Linked DNA regions of Mus musculus: region 1 is linked to region 2. Evidence: chromatin loops called from intact Hi-C (ENCODE). Cell type or tissue: left cerebral cortex. All regions are shown on one strand.

Region 1 (8,000 bases), 89 kb after region 2:
GAGGTCAGAGGACAGCCTGCAGAAGTTGGTTTTCTCATTCTACCACATAGGTTGTAGGTATTGAACTCAGTGTTGGGTAGGTACCAGCTGTACTTCTCACGCCCACAGCTTAGCTTTTAGTATATTTCACCCAATCCTCAAGAATCTGTTTTGTTTTTTTTTCTCTCTAACAAATCAATATATTCTGAGTTTGAGAAATGTGAGTATATATATATATATATATATACACACACATACACACATACATACACACACACACACACATATATATACTCACACACACATACACATATAGTCTCCAGCTGTAGGATAATTCTATTCATGTATATTTCATTTCTGGTTTATACATTTTACAAAAGAGTTACAGTTAATTTTCTCATTTTTAAGGGAAGGTCTCACTTTATAGTCCTGGTTGGATTAGAACTCACTATTTAGACCTGGCTAGCTTCAAATTTAAGAGACCCATCTGCCTCTGCCTCTCAAGTGCTGAGACTAAAGTCATATGCCACTGTATCTGGTCCACAGCTAAATTTCAACCCAGTAAAAGTTAAATAATGTAAAATAGCACATTTCCATTTTTGTGACTATTCAGGCTAATGTTAATTCGTGCTGTATCAAAAAAATGCTTTACAATAAAGGACATCTTTTAAAAATTATTTTATTTTTGTGTATGTCTGTGAATACATGCTTTGTGTGCCTTTGAAATTGAGAGTCAGCTCCTCTGGAGTTGAGGTTATTGGCAGATGTGAGCTGCCTAACACAGGTGCTAGGAACTGAACTCAGGTCCTCTGAAAGAGCAATAAGTACTTTTAACATTAGCAGCCCCAAGAACAGTTTTTGGTGGGGTAAAGTTGCACCATGTCAGAGTGGGCATGACCTAAACACCTCACTCAGAGATGGAGAGATTACGACTAGAGATGTTCCCCATAGCATGACTCTCCACAGGGATAGTACCACCCTCTAGAGGCCTTATGGAAATCTGGGCAACTTTTTGTTTCTTTTGAGAAGGTGTTTCACTGAGCCCAGGCTGGCCATGACGTCTCAATTCTCCTGCCTCATCCTTCCATGTGCTGGGATTATAGTTGTGTACCATTATCCCTGGCTATTTCAAGGGAAAGGGTTGGTGTGAGACAATGTCTTACACTATAGCCCTTACCCTATCTGATCTCAAACCCATGGTGATCCTACGTAAGCTTCCCCTGCTCTAGGAGTCTAGGTGTAAGCTACCCTGTTTGACATATCTGGAACTTTTTTGATTGTCGTAATGACAGTGTGGAGGAGAAATGCCATATAACTGTCACTTGTCATGGATTTAGAGATGTTATGATATCCTCAATGCTAGGTAGTTATGTAACAAGGAATGGTCCTATGTCCTACACTACTTCTGTATACCTCACTCAACTATTCTAGTTATCTAAGGTGCAAACCTAACTCCAGTGTGGAAGGAGCACAGGCTTTCTAGCTACTAAGTTTATAAACAGGTTCTGGGTAGACTTAGTATACCATTTATAGACAGTACTGCCTCTGTGACATCATCTGCTTTAGCCCACAATTGATCTGTCCTAGTTGTGATTTTATAGCTAGATGTATGCATATGACATCTTGTAAGATAGCTGTGCACAAATATGCATGTATGAAATGCATACTAAAAATCTCTTTCCTTTATTTCTGATTATTACACCTCGGACACTGTGTTACCTTTTAAAAGTTCTTGAAAAACAAACCAACAAACCAACCAACCTTCTTATATATAAACTGTATAATTCATCTGTAGAATACTAAAAGAGCCGGGAGTGGTGGCGCACGCCTTTAATCCCAGCACTCGGGAGGCAGAGGCAGGTGGATTTCTGAGTTCAAGGCCAGCCTGGTCTACAGAGTGAGTTCCAGGACAGCCAAGGCTACACAGAGAAACCCTGTCTCAAAAAAAACAAAAAACCAAAAAAAAACAAACAACAACAAAAAAAAGAATACTAAAAGAGCTGAGGGTCTGATGTCATTTAGAATCATCACTCTAAAACTGTGAGGTGAACCAGGGCAGAAAACTGCATCACATAGTTACACTCAATCTGTACAAATGCAATGCTCTATTACCCTGATGACTTTGGAAAGGCTGTTTGATTTCTCTGATTTTCCTTTTAGTTATAAAAGCGGGGTTAGGATAGCATGCTTCGTTGTGAGGATAAAATGACAATTATTTTACAGGAATCAGAAACTGTTGAATGAGGCTGGAGCAATGGCTGAGCAGTTAACCCACTTGTTGTTCTTGTAGAGGAGCCTGGTTCAGTTCCTAGCTCCCACATGGCCGCTCACAACTAGTTTTCTATAACTCCAACTCCAGTGGATCCACCCCCCTCCTCTAGCCTCCGCAGGCACGACACATACAGTACATACACAATTCATACATGCAGGCAAACGCTCAATCACAAAGAACAAAACAAAAATACATTTTTTTTTTGAGACAGGGTCTCTCTGTTATGTAGCTCTGGCTGTTCTGGAACATTCTAAAGAGACCAGGTTGCCCTGGAACTCTCACATATCTACCTGCTTCTGCTTCCTGAGTGCTGGGATGAAAGGCATGCACCACCATGCTAGCAAAAGTAGATACTTAAAAAAAAACTAAATAAAATTTAAATTACTGAGTTTTCTCCACTCCCCATCTTCTTGTAGTTTTCAAGTCTGTACTAAGCTAACTTCCTAAGGCTTGCTTCAGGGGGCTGTCTCTAGTCAGCTCTGAAACTAATGGCACACAAAATAGTCATAGTGGGCACTGTTGGGAAAAAGAAAGAACCTAGGCTTGGGAACCACGAGATTTAGCTTAAAGTCATGAATTGTCATCATCCATTACTATTACGGAACTCTGTTAAAGTCTCAGTTTCTATAAAATGAGGACAGTATCAACCACATTGAGTTGCTTTTTGGTTTTAAATAAATTAACAAATGTTAAGTCCTTATCATTGTACCTGCTTAGAATGTTTCATAAAGCTGGCTTATTATTATTATTGCTGTTGTTATTATTATTATCAGCAGCAGAATAAGGAAAGACAAAAAAAAAAAAAAAAAAAAAGACAATCGAAAATACCCAAGCTGGACATTTTGGGGGACAGACTCTCATGTGCACCAGCCTGACCTCCAGTCTATAGGTAGCTTGCTTGAGCTTCTGATCTTCCTACCTCCATCTTTGAGTCCTGGCATTACAGGCTTACACTGCCATAGCTGGCTTATGCTGGGGTAAGGAACCCAGGGCTTCAAAGCCAGCTGTCCAAGCACTGTACCCAACTGAGTTACATCACAGCCTCATTGCAGAAGAAGTGTTTTTAGGGCTGGAGAGATGGTTCAGCCATTAAGAGCACTGACTGCTCTTCCAGAGGTTCTGAGTTCAAATCCCAGCAACCACATGGTGGCTGCAACCATCTATAGTGAGATCTGATGCCCTCTTCTGGTGTGCCTGAACACAGCAACAGTGTGCTCACATACATAAAATAAATCTTTTTTTTTTTAAAGTGTTTTTAATTTAAGGTGATCTTTAAATCACCAGCAAATGGAAATCCAGTATTACTTGCCACAAAAAGAAAGTAACTTTTAAATACGATAAAATGAGGTTTTTTTTTTTTTTTTCTTCTTCTTCTTTTTTTTTGGTTTTTCGAGACAGGGTTCCTCTGTATAGCTCTGGCTGTCCTGGAACTCACTCTGTAGACCAGGCTGGCCTTGAACTCAGAAATCCACCTGCCTCTGCCTCCCAAGTGCTGGGATTAAAGGTGTGTGCCACCACGCCCGGCAAAATGAGGTTTTTGTTTTGTTTTGGTTTTTGTTTTCTGTTCTCTGCAGAAACGTTTGAAACGTTTCTCTTCATTAAAGTGATTCCTATGTGATCTGGACAAGTCAAGGAACCAGCAGCACTGTCTTCAGCTAGTCTCTGAAAATGACTAGAATAAGTGATTGAAAACTGTTACTGATTTTAATGTGAAGTGGCTGAAGTTATGTCAAAGTTCTGTCTCCCACAGAAAAGCACTGTAAGAAGGCAAGTGAGGAGAGGAGGCAGGTGGAATGGTCCATCGCAACTCCTCACACGTCTCTGTGGTAGTCTCCAAGCTTTGGAGGCACTTTATACCTTAGCATCTCAGCAGATCACTACAGTTCTTTGGTAGTGTAGATTATGAAATTCACTTGCCTGGATGTTAGCAGGACTCAAGGGAATATTGCATCTGACTCTCAGTGGGTACTCTTAATAACGGAATGGAGCAGGATAGTTCAGAGAGAACCTCACTGACGGTTGGCAACTAGCCTAACAATATTAAGAACGTTTTCTTAAACACTTAGTACATGCAAGGCCCTGGGCTAAAGGCTTTTAGGTATCATCCAATCTAACATCTACATGCCTGCTCTCTCTATTAGGTAGGTACTGAGATTATTCCCATTTTACTGACAAAAATGAAACACAGCTAACCGCCAAGGTCAACCCGTAGGGGCGCGATGAAAACTCAGTTAAAGTGATACAATCAATCCCTGCACTTTCTTGACCAAGGTCACCCGGGAGTGAGGTCAGCAGGATAGGGTGAGGGTACTGACCTGTCAGACACTTGTTCCTGGGTGAGCTTCTTGTCGCTCTGCAGTAGGATTGACACGTAGTGGCGGATCATGCCCACGAAGAAAGTGATGATAACGATGGGCAGGACCACCCAGAGGCGGATGTTGGAGTCAAGCAGCAGCTCGGGCCCCGCCATCTTCGCTGAGAGTTCGCTGCGGGTCGGGAGGAGTTGGGTTCCTCCCGGCTTTCGGCTCCGGGCCTTCACCCGCCCCTCAGTCTGGCTGGCGTGGAATCTGGGGCAGCCTAGCTTTCTCCGCGCACTGTTTCCAGCTGGGCCGCCAGGCCGTCAACTTCCGGTGCGGGCGAGTAACGTCACGCCACGGCGCGGCTTTGATGGCGTCAGAGCGCCGTTCTTCTAGCGGGAAAGTCGAAAACGAAGGGAAGCAACTGGCGGGTCCCCAGGTTAGTGGCTTTTTAGGCTTTCCTGGGAGCGAGATGGTATCTCTCCGAAGTCAGACGGCCCTGACTTGTTCTAGTGTTTCCCTCTGAAAAGTGGCTGTCAGTGATTACATATTATTGTAGGAAACGCATAATAAGAAATCTCGTATAATAAGAAATTTGAACCTGTTTTTAGTTTTTGAGGCTTTTTTTTTTTTTTTTTTGGCAAGACTTATTTAATGTATATGTATGATTTGACCTTCTGTGTTTATGTGCACCACATGCATATAGGAACCCGAAGGGGCGCAGGATTCCCTAGAACTGGAGTTACAGGCAGTTTTGAGCCGCATGTTTGAATGGGAACTGAACCTGGGTCCTCTGCAAGAGCAGTAAACGCTCTTAATCCCAGAGCTGTCTCACCAGCCCAGGAACGTTAATCCTTAATAGAAACCATTGCCCTAGTCTGGAGAGATGGTTTGGAGGTTAAGAGCACTGGCTGCTTCTCCAAAGGTCCTGAGTTCAATTCCCCTTAACCACATGGTGGCTCATAACCATGTATAATGAAATCTGATACCCTTTTCTGATGTGCAGACAGAACATTGTATACACAGAAAAATAAAGAGAGAGAGAGAGAAGCTGGGTGGTGGTGTCACTTGAGAGACAGAGGAAGTTGGATCTCTGAGTTCGATCAAGGTCAGCCAGTCCTCAGAGTGAGAGAAACCCTGTCTCAAACAAAAGAAAGCAAAACAAAAAAACAAAACCAACCAAATAAAAAACAGTAATAATAATAATAGCCCATAGTCTTGGCTTTTAGGAGGTGGAGGCAGGAGAAGTTGCCTTTGGCTATGTATGAGTTCAAGACCAAACAGCTACACAAGACCCTAGAAGTTGAAAGTAAGACAAAACCCACAGATTCTGGCCTGTCTAAGAACCAAAAATAAATGAACAAAACAAGGAGTACAGATTCTGGAACCAGACTTTTTAGAGTTAGAACCTCAGCCCTTCCCCTGATTAGGAGACTAGTAATGGTATCTTTCTTAAGTTAGCATGTGAGAAATATGTAGATTATAATTAGAGCATATAAGACAAGGTTGTTTGTTTGTTGGTTATTGAGATAGGGCCTCACTGTATATCTGAAGCTGGCCTAGAATGTAACTGGTAACTATGTAGACCAGCCAGTCCAATTTACATGGTGGAATCCTGTCTTAAAAATAAATACGTACTAGAAAAATAGCTCAGTGGTTAAGAACACTTGCTGCTCTGCAGAGAATCTCGGCTCCTTTCCCAGCACCCACATAGTGGCTCATAACTATCTGTAACTTCACTTCTGGGGGCTCTAATACTCTCTTCTGGCCTATGCAGGCATCCAGTGTGTACATGGTCCACAGTCGTATGCACAGGCAAATCATCATACACCTAAGATTTAGATATTTTAAAAATAAAAATGACTGTCCTAGCACACACAAAGCTATGATGTTGAAACGGAAAACGTGTTCAGAAAAATTGTTCCTGCTTTTCTTCACTGCTCCACCTACAGGTAGACTAACGGTCCTCATAAGCTCTCACTCAATTCCCTGGCTTCTCTTCGATTGCAGTCACACAGACGTAGTTCAATACATTAAGACCTTGTAATGCTGTACGCCTCCTGCACGCTGGAATGATGTCTGTCTTGTTTTGCAATGTTTGATGTTTGTCTTGTCTTATACCTTCAGTCCTTAGCACCACCATGACACAGTACTGAAGTAACCTGTTAGAGAGCAGCTTAGGTGATGGTCTTGAGTCTCAGAAGACGAGTTATGGGCTTTCTCCTTTAGCAACAGAGAAGTAGCCTGGTGAAAGAAGCAACTTGGCCAGTTGTAGGAGTTGAAATGTGCTCAGCATTTGGGTGGTTTGGACAGCGTTAATGTGAAGACTCAAACCCTCTGCTTGTAGAGAGAATAGTTTTTAGAATGACTCCTAGTCTCCGATTATGCTGGTTCTTTTGGTGGTGGAGGTAAGCAGTGTGTATATCACTGAGCTAAATTTCCAACTCCTGGGTGTTTTTTTAAGGAAGTAATATAAGTGGCAGAAGACGTTAGTCAAAATGATTTCCAAAAGACGTCGGCTAGATTCTGAGGATAAAGAAAACCTGACAGAAGATGCCTCCAGTAAGTATCTACCCTTTTGTTGTTATATGTGAATCACAGATGCATGAGACAGGAAAAGATGCAGAACTCTTGCTTCTCAAGTGCTGACATCTGTTATGGATTACTGGAGAGAATACAGAGATCCTAGGAGCTTAAGGATTGAGTGTCTGCCTCAAATGCCACTTAGGGCTTTTGGATACCTTCTGAACTTCACTCTCCACCTTCATAAAAATAATTACTATTAAGCTGGGTGGATGATGCAGTGGTTAAGAGTACTTGCTGCTTTCATTTCCAGCTCCCACATGGCACCCACAATCACCTGTAATTTCAGTTCCAGGGATTCAGTGTCCTCTTCTGGTCCCAGAGGACACGGTACATTCATGTGGTACATTTAGGTTCCGGCAGGCAAACAGCTATCCATACAGAATAGAAATAAATCTTTTTTTTTAAAGATTTACTTATTTTATTTATATGAGTACACTTTAGCTGTCTTCAGACACAAACCAGAAGAGGGCATTGGATCCCATTACAGATGGTTGTGAGCCACCATGTAGTTGCTGGGGATTGAACTCAGGACCTCTGGAAGAGCAGTCAGTACTCTTAACCGGTGAGCCATCTCTCTAGACCAGAAATAAATCTTTGTAAAAATTCTTATACATTATCAATATTATCTAGATCCTAGAACACAAAAATAAGAAATATTCATCCTTTTGAACAACAAGTGGTCTGGGTGTGGTGAGACACACCTTTAATCCCAGCAGAAGGAGGGGATTGCTGTGGGTTTGATGTCAGCCTGGTCTATATAGTGAGGTCCAGGATAGTCAGAACTACAAGGAGAGACCTTGTTTCAAAAACAAAAAACAGAAGAGAAAAAAATAGTAACTTGTCTCCTTTTATTCCTAAAAAAGTAA
Region 2 (8,000 bases):
ATACACACAAATATGTCTACCTCAAAACCTCTACAAAAATGTTCATATTATTACAGGGGTTGGAGAGCTGTCTCAGTGGTCAAGAGCACTGAACACCTCTATAGAGGACCCAGTTTCACACTATACACCAGACTGTGAACAGACACCAAGACCTAGGCAACTCTTATAAGGACAACATTTAATTGGGACTGGCTTACAGATTCAGAGGTTCAGTTCATTATCAACAAAGCAAAAACATGGCAGCATCCAGGCAGACATGGTACAGGAGGAGTTGAGAGTTCTACATCTCCATCTGAAGGCTTATAGAAGAAGACTGGCTTCCACGCAGCTAGGATGAGTATCTTAAAGGCTACACCCACAGTGACACACTTCTGTCAATAAGGCCATACCTAATAGTGCCACTCCCTGAACCAAACATATTCAAACCACCACAGACCTTGATGTTCAAAACAGCACGAGGGCCATCAAAATGGCTCTGTGGGTACTTACAAATTCGATGAATTCAATCATTGGGACCTACATAATGGAAAGAACTTACTCCTGCGAGTCACCTTCTGACCTTCCCACAAGCCCCGTGTGTATGTGTCACATATATTAAATAAATTAGTATAAAAGATACAAATTAAACCCCACAAACAAACAACAACAAATCCAACATGTTAGGACAACAAATGTTGGGAGAACGGAATGGCTTATTGACCCAGAGAGGTGAGAGGAGCTGTACTCCAACAGGTGAGCAGACATTGACTGTCCTGGGGGGTGGGGTCGGGGAAATGATACCATCAGAGTCCAAAGAAAGCCATGTAGGCCTGTTATTCCCTCACTTGGGAGATGGTAGAGGCAGGAGGATCATCTCATCTATACAGAAAGTGAGCTCTGGGCTAGCCTAGGTTACATGAGACCCTGTCTCAAAAAAAAAAAAAAAAAAAAAAAAAAAAAAAAAAAAAGGAAAAGATGTGGTGCAATAGATTTGAGATTGGAACACGAATAGCTCAACCCTCAGACAGACAGCATAGCCAGGAGAAAGTCCAAGTGAAACAGTTCCGCAAGGAAGTTCTAGGCAAAGGGTCAGGCCCCTCCCTTCCACATTCACGCCCCAAACATTTATTAAACATTCCATGTGTACTTGGTGTCTCTTGACAGATAGGCCAGAGGCTGACTCAAGAAACTGGCGCACTATGTTTATCACAGGAGGCACGGGGGTTTAAAGAAAAAAAGCAGAAAAAGACTTCCTATGATGGACCACTAGCCTGAGGGGATTCATCCGAGTGCTTTTGGGTAAAGACCCTTTGAGTCTCACTGACATTAATCTCTCTGTAAATACTCCTTGAAAGTTTACACACCATCAGGCACGCTGAGACACAGGGACACGGGTCTCAGTTCTGGTCCCTGCCTTTGAAACTTACAGAGGGGAGGGAAAGCACCAGGCGCACCATGGGAAGATCTTTCAAGACACTTCCGGGTAGAGAAGTACCCGGGCTGTGACTCAGCTGAAGGTGCAGCCATGCAATATAAGCTTGAAAAGGACTGTTAATCCCAGCGCCTGGAAGGCAGAGGCAGGCAGGTCTCCAGGAGCTCAGGTCTAGCCCCATCTTCAGAGTGAGTTCCAGGGTTATATAGAGAGTTTGTAGCTCTACAAAAGGAAAGAAGGAGAGAGGGGGGGGGAGGAGAGGAAGAGGAGGAGGAGAGGAAGAGGAGGAGGAGGAGGAGGAGGAGAAGGAAGAAGAAGAAGAAGAAGAAGAAGAAGAAGAAGAAGAAGAAGAAGAAGAAGAAGAAGAAGAAGAAGAAGAAGAAGAAGAAGAAGAAGAAGAAGAAGAAGAAGAAGAAAAAGAAGAAGAAGACGACGACGACTTGACAGGGGCTGGGAGATAGCTCACAGATAGAGTAGAGCTTTACAGAGGACCTAGGTTTGGCTCCAGCACCCATATAGTGGTTCACAACTATCTGTAATTCCAGTTCTACTGGATCTGACACCCTCTTCTGTCCTCTTAGGGCACCAGGCATCCACAGGGTGCACGTGTGGATATATACAAGCAAAAAATTCATAAAATAATAAATCATATTTTAAAAGCTTGATACATTCAACTGTGCACAAGATGCATGCCTGATGTCAGAGGAGGAGGTCAGAAGAGGGCATCGACTCCACTGGAACCAGAGTTATAGATGGTGTGGACCACCAGGATGGGAATGGTGCTTGGGTTGGCTGTAAGAATAGCTAAGGCTCTTAATGGCTGAGACAGCTTGTCTAGCCCCTGATACTTGTTTTAAAGAAATTTTCTTTTAGTTTTGAATTAATAAATGTTGGAAAATTGGAAACGTAGTGAGAAACTCCATGTTGTATTTCTTCTTGTAGCTTTTCAGCAATATTTTATTTTATTATCTTATTATATTTTTTGTTTGAATCCTGATTTGAATTATGTGCCTAAATAATGTTATAAGAAAGAGTAGTTCTAAGGCCTTATATTATTTTCATGGAAGGATTGCAGAGTATTTGGCTTGTACTATGTCATTGCCCAAAAAGGCTTAGTGTTGTTTTTTCCTGAAGAAGAAAGCTAACTTACCATATCCAATGCTGACTCTGCCCTTTGTCTATAGAAATATTGATTTGCCATCTGGAGTTTCCAATGTTTATCTATAACTGATTAAAATTGGCAGAACATGGAGTTTTCTATCAATTTCCAGACAAATTCTTCACATTTTCTGGCTTCTGAAATCCTTCCTTCCACAAGTGTTCTACAACTATGCACCAAACAACCAAAACCAATAACACTGAGTCCTGGGGGAATCCAGGAGGCATTTTGGAGATAGTCGTAGTTATCTAATCCCCACTGGGGTTCAGTTTGGGAGTATGTTTGCTGACATCAACTTGTATACGGCTCACAAATGATGTTAGAGCTGTGAGATAGTTCCTTCACGATGCATCCTTGGCTCCTCCTTACATTGAGACCGCCCCAGGAGCTGAGCAAGCTGAAAGATCATAGAACTTCATGTAATTTTTGTGAGGTGAGTCCTTTTGGGGTGCTGCATAGACTCTGAAGGTGAGCAGGCCCAGGCTGGCAGGCCCCACAGCTCTCTGAATTACCCTGAGGACACTGCTGGCAGCCTCGGCTCTGGCAGGGTGCCTCAGCCATATTTCAACTCTAAGATCTTCCAAGTTCAGCTCTAAAGCCACTGGGTTATTTCTTGCTTCTGCTACTGAAGTAGACTTCACCTTTCTCCCCTCCAGCCCAGTCTCCATACAGCAACTAGATATGTTCAGATAGGTAGGTAGGTAGGTAGGTAGGTAGGTAGGTAGGTAGGTAGGTAGAAGAGATCTTACTGTATTGCCTAGGCTGACCTCAAACTCATGCTTCAACTTCCCAAGTGCTGTGATCACAGGCATACACTCCTATGCCCAGTACAGCCATTTGTTTGCCTTAAAAAATAAAAATCAATTTAAAAAAATCTTATGTGTGTTTGGGTATTTGACCTGCGTGTAGGTCTGTATACAGTATGAATGCAGTGCCCACCTAGGCCAGAAGAGGGTGCTAGAGACTCTGGAACTGGAGTTTCAGTGAGTTGTGAGCTGTAGGTGTTGGGAGCCAAACCCCAAAGGGGTGGTGAGATGGATCAGTGGCTAAGAGCGATTGTTCTTGAAAAGGACCTGAGTTGGATTTCCAGAGCCTGCATGGTAGCTCACAACAAGCGCTCCAGTTCCAGGGCATTTGGGGGTTTGACGGCCTCTCCTGACTTCCCCTGGCACCCGACATGCATTCGCTGTATAACACATCCGGCAAGGAGAACACTCTGTGAGTTCAAGGCTACCCACATAGCAAATGCCAGGACATAGTGAGACTCTGTCTCAATAAAACAAACAATCTGGGTCCTTAGCAAAAACAGTAGGTACTCTTAACCACTGTTAATAACTCTCCAGTTATTAATTATTTAATTAATTTATTGGCAAACGTTCAACACAGGCCAGGCTGGCCTCAATGAACTCCTCCTGTTCCTGCCTCCACCTTTCACGTTGAGGAGATTACAAATATTCACAGCCATCTTTGTTCCAGTTAGCCCTCAGGACGCAGGGTCTCAGACTATGGAGAGCATTGCAGGGAGGAAGAGATGCCTCTTTACTGCTTCAGCCTCTGAGTGACGCCTCTCAGCATTGACCACCCTATACTTTTCGTTGTATAACGTCTTTGCTCTGGACCCTAACCCCAAGGTTGTGTGGAGCTTCAGGAAATATAGATGTGCAACAAGCCACTGGGCAAAGATGCCAAGTCTAGTTAGGTATGGTTTAAGACTATAATCACGCCTTGGGAGATTGAAGCAAAAAAGACCGTCAAGAGTTCGAGGCCAGCATGAAGCACATGAAGCCCTGTCTCAAGAATTACAACTTAAGGTCTGGGTCAGCCGTTAAGAGGTCAATAGAACTAGGTTTAAATCCCAGCACTCACAGTATAGCTAGCAAATCTATCCTATGTCCTCTTCCAGCCTCTGCAGGCACAAAAACCACACGTGGTGCATAGACAGACAGACAAAACACCCATACACAAGTAATTATTTTAAATGCTTTAAATGAAGTTAAAAGGGGTTTGCTGGGGGCTTGGTTGCTCGGCATCAGCGGCCTGGGGTTCGGTTCTGCACGATGGGATCTCTGGGCAGGTCAGTGAACCATTTCTAGGGACTGTTAATTCCGCAATCGCTCTACTCTGGCAAAGAACCTCAGAAAGGCCAAGAACGCATGCGCGAAGAAGGAACCACAGAGTCAGTCCTCCCAGGATAGAGAGGCCGGAAGTTCTCCCGGAGCTCCACGCCGTGTAGTGAAAGCCGGGCCGAGGTAGCAGGGAAGGGGTTCGCAGGGTGCTTGGCTGGGTGTGTGAGCAGAGGGTCGGCGTTAGGGGCCTTAGTTCTGTACAATGGCGTCTCGGGCAGGCCCGCGAGCGGCCGGCACCGACGGCAGCGACTTTCAGCACCGGGAGCGCGTCGCCATGCACTACCAGATGAGGTACGAGGTGAGCCAGGCGTACCGAGGCCTTTCCCGGCGGAGCCTGCAGATCCTGGGAAGAAGCGACGCCAGTGGTCCTCACGCTGTCGCCCCCCAGCCAGTTGTCGTGTACCCGCCAGGTCCCCTGCTCTAACGACCTCTGCTCTGTTTCCAGGCCGGGGAAACCCCGTGGCCCACCTTGGTCCGACTTATTCTTTGAGGGGATCCAGCCTGCACAGGCTCGTGGTTCGGTGCTGGCCCCCTGGGTGACCTTGGGAACGCCACTGCCACTTTTCTTTTTCAAGTCTAGATCCCACGGTAGCGTCCAGGCTGATCTCGAACTCACAGCCTTCTCTTTAGTCTCCTGAGTGCTTCTGGCTTTTCAGGGATGCACTTGGCCTGAGAACTCCTTAACATTTTTAAAGATTTTTATTTTTAATTTCGTGTGTGTGTGTGTGTGTGTGTGTATTTGTGCACGTGAGAGCAACTGCTCGCAGAATCCAGTAGAGGGCGTTGGAGCTGGAGTTACACATGGCATTTGGAGTCTACCCGAGGTTGGTGCTGAGAGCCAAGCCCAGAAAGGTGGCAAGCCATGTCTCTAACCACACGTCAGAAGTGATTTTGGAAGCTAGAGTTGTGGTTCATGAACCCAAACCGCCTCCACTGCAGCGAGCCTACTCTCCAGCTCCAACTCGGGTTATTTCCAATTGGAGTCTCAGTTTTCACATTTTTAGAGGGAGAAAATTTCATGATTTTTAGGTTTTGGTGAGGAATTAGCAAGTCGTTTGTGTAAAGGCACAGCATAGGAGTGTGGTGGCTGCTAAACTTGGGGCTGTCTGGATGTGGGTGGTAAAAGGTGACCCTGTCCATCCTGAGGTTTAGGAATACGTCCATATAAGGAGATCTTTCTACGTTCCTTTATTTGTTTGATAAACTCTTACAGGCTATCTATCCATCCTGTCTGTATTGTGTTCTGCACTGAGTCTTTCTTTCCCTCACCTGCCTCTGTCCTTCCTTTAGTGGTTTTTCGAGATGGGGTTTCTCCTTGTAATTCCAGGCTTTCTTGGAACTCACTTTGTAGACCAGGCTGGCATCAAACTCAGAGACCCACCTACCTCTGCCTGATAAGATTAAAGGCGTGTGACACCACCTGTAGACCCTATCTTTATGGAAGATGTCACATGAAGTTTACAAAGAGTTTCAATGCAGTCAAGTCTTTTTTTTTTTTTTCTTCAATTATAAAGTCCTTTTTATTAGTCAAAATCACAATCACCTTGATTAAAAGGGCAGAATATTCCACCCTCAGCAGAAAAACAACACAGTGATAGAAAACCTCCCCAAACCCTCCCACACCCCAATTAAAAACTAGAAAAAATGTCTGCCCTCTGGGCCTGCGATGCCATGGTAGTCTGACTCCTTCAGGGCACTGCCATGGAGTGGGCAGGCCCCCACAGCACCCTCCATTTCACCTTGGGGAAAGGAGGGGTGCTGACGGCCATGGACGTTAGGATAGAGATCCAGTGGGACCAGTCCCCAAGCATGCACTTCCTTCCTTTCCCCCAGGGCCTGGGACCAAAGGGTGCAGTCAAGCCTTAAGCTTATTGTGCACATGGGATTGAATTAGCTATCTGTTGACGGCCAACTCTGACAGTTGTGTTCAGTGATCCAAGGTGGGGATGTGGGGTTGGCAGTGATGTAATACAGGCACACACACTCACACACTTGGTAGATGATGCAATCTCCAACAAGCTCCAACAACTTCACATGTATGCATACACACACATACATTTGGTAGACGAAGCAAAGCTCGAACAGCCCTTTCACCTACAGCTTATGTATCCCAGCCAAATCTTTGAATCACGATGTGGTTACATTCTATTTTTCCTTAAGTGAATGATTACAATGAAGTTTCCCAATACCCTTGCACGATCAAGTGTTTTACATATTATGGGTGAAAAAAAAATTATTCCCAAGAACCCACATGCATTCGTAACTAAGCAACCTGTTATAGATTAACCAAGTGTGAGCAAGCAGTTGTCTCAGCCAGTTTCTCTTCCTGGCAGGCTGCAGTTTGTAATTACAAAGAAAGAGTCAATTATTATTTATCTTAAAAAAATAATCTTATAAAAATCTTAAAAGAATCATAAATCTACAGTTTTATATAAGAAACAATCAGTCATTTCTACTTTAAATCCTCAGGGTGCAGATCTATTCATTAACAAATTTTCTTCCACAAAAAAAAAATTTTTTTTTCTTATTAAATCCTATCAGGAAGCTGAGGGCAAAAATGGGTACAAGAAATTAATCATCTTGATCACCAACCCAGCGTTAGCAAGAGAGGCAGGTCAGCTAGAGCTGGCTGGGTTGTCATTGTTCTTGTTCTCTGACCTTAAAAAACAACCCTCGCTCAATATTTAAAAGTGTACCTTTCTAAGTTGTAACCCAAGATTTTCTAGATCAAAGCCACTAACTAAAACATCTTAACCTAACTTTACTAACAACCTACATCTCCACATTCTTTCTAAGGGTGGTGGACGTCACTCACAGTCTCCATCTCTAAGTCCTTTCTGAGAGTGATGGATGGATCATTAATTTGCTCCAGCAGCAAATTAAAGTGCCTGCTTGAAAAAGATCAATCGCTATTTGTGTCCTGCTAAGGACACTGCCTCGTGAGGGCCTGGAAACCCCCTTAGAGTTTTCATACAACCCATAGATTAGGGGTGACGTGATGACTGAGGACTCGCAGAGAGATGCTGCGTAACAGCATGAAGTCCCCAGGGCACACCTTCCTCAGCCCTCCGCCTCTCGCAGGCACACGCATCCTGGTTGTGCTGACCAGTGGGCCATATTCTATTAGTTCTAAAGCCATTTGTTGTTCATCTTTACACAGGCCTCGATAGTCATCGCCAGGAAAATTTCCACCAAACCATGCTGTGCCTAAATATGCCTAAAAAGACTCCTTGGGGTCAGACTCCTGAAGTTTGAGATATCACCAGATACAGAGTTGTTATCTCATGAAGATTATTAACTCTAC

What was found. Peaks named below come from ENCODE experiments on the same cell type or tissue, not always from the same donor. Only the 100,000 strongest peaks of a DNase experiment are listed, where the experiment ranks them.
Region 1: it touches region 2 in a loop (2.1-fold over the local background); 5 of 42 quality-filtered maps call a loop at or near these places.

The regions. Positions count from the first base shown.
Region 1 is chr6:113,526,762-113,534,761 of GRCm38, forward strand. It overlaps Emc3 (ER membrane protein complex subunit 3), which reads right to left and starts at 4,877. Exons shown (of 8, transcript NM_175101.3): 1 at 4,567-4,877. The coding sequence starts at 4,721. Fancd2 (Fanconi anemia, complementation group D2) reads left to right here and starts at 4,921. Exons shown (of 44, transcript NM_001033244.3): 1 at 4,921-4,987; 2 at 7,013-7,110. The coding sequence starts at 7,047. In left cerebral cortex, CTCF peaks have their summits at 3,423 (motif pointing left) and 4,993; a DNase peak (open chromatin) is centred at 4,890; H3K4me3 peaks cover 1,622 bases; H3K27ac peaks cover 674 bases.
Region 2 is chr6:113,437,811-113,445,810 of GRCm38, forward strand. It overlaps Jagn1 (jagunal homolog 1), which reads left to right and starts at 4,759. Exons shown (of 2, transcript NM_026365.3): 1 at 4,759-4,987. The coding sequence starts at 4,899. In left cerebral cortex, CTCF peaks have their summits at 3,513 (motif pointing right) and 5,475 (motif pointing right); DNase peaks (open chromatin) are centred at 3,529, 4,736, 5,192 and 5,454; H3K4me3 peaks cover 1,515 bases; H3K27ac peaks cover 959 bases.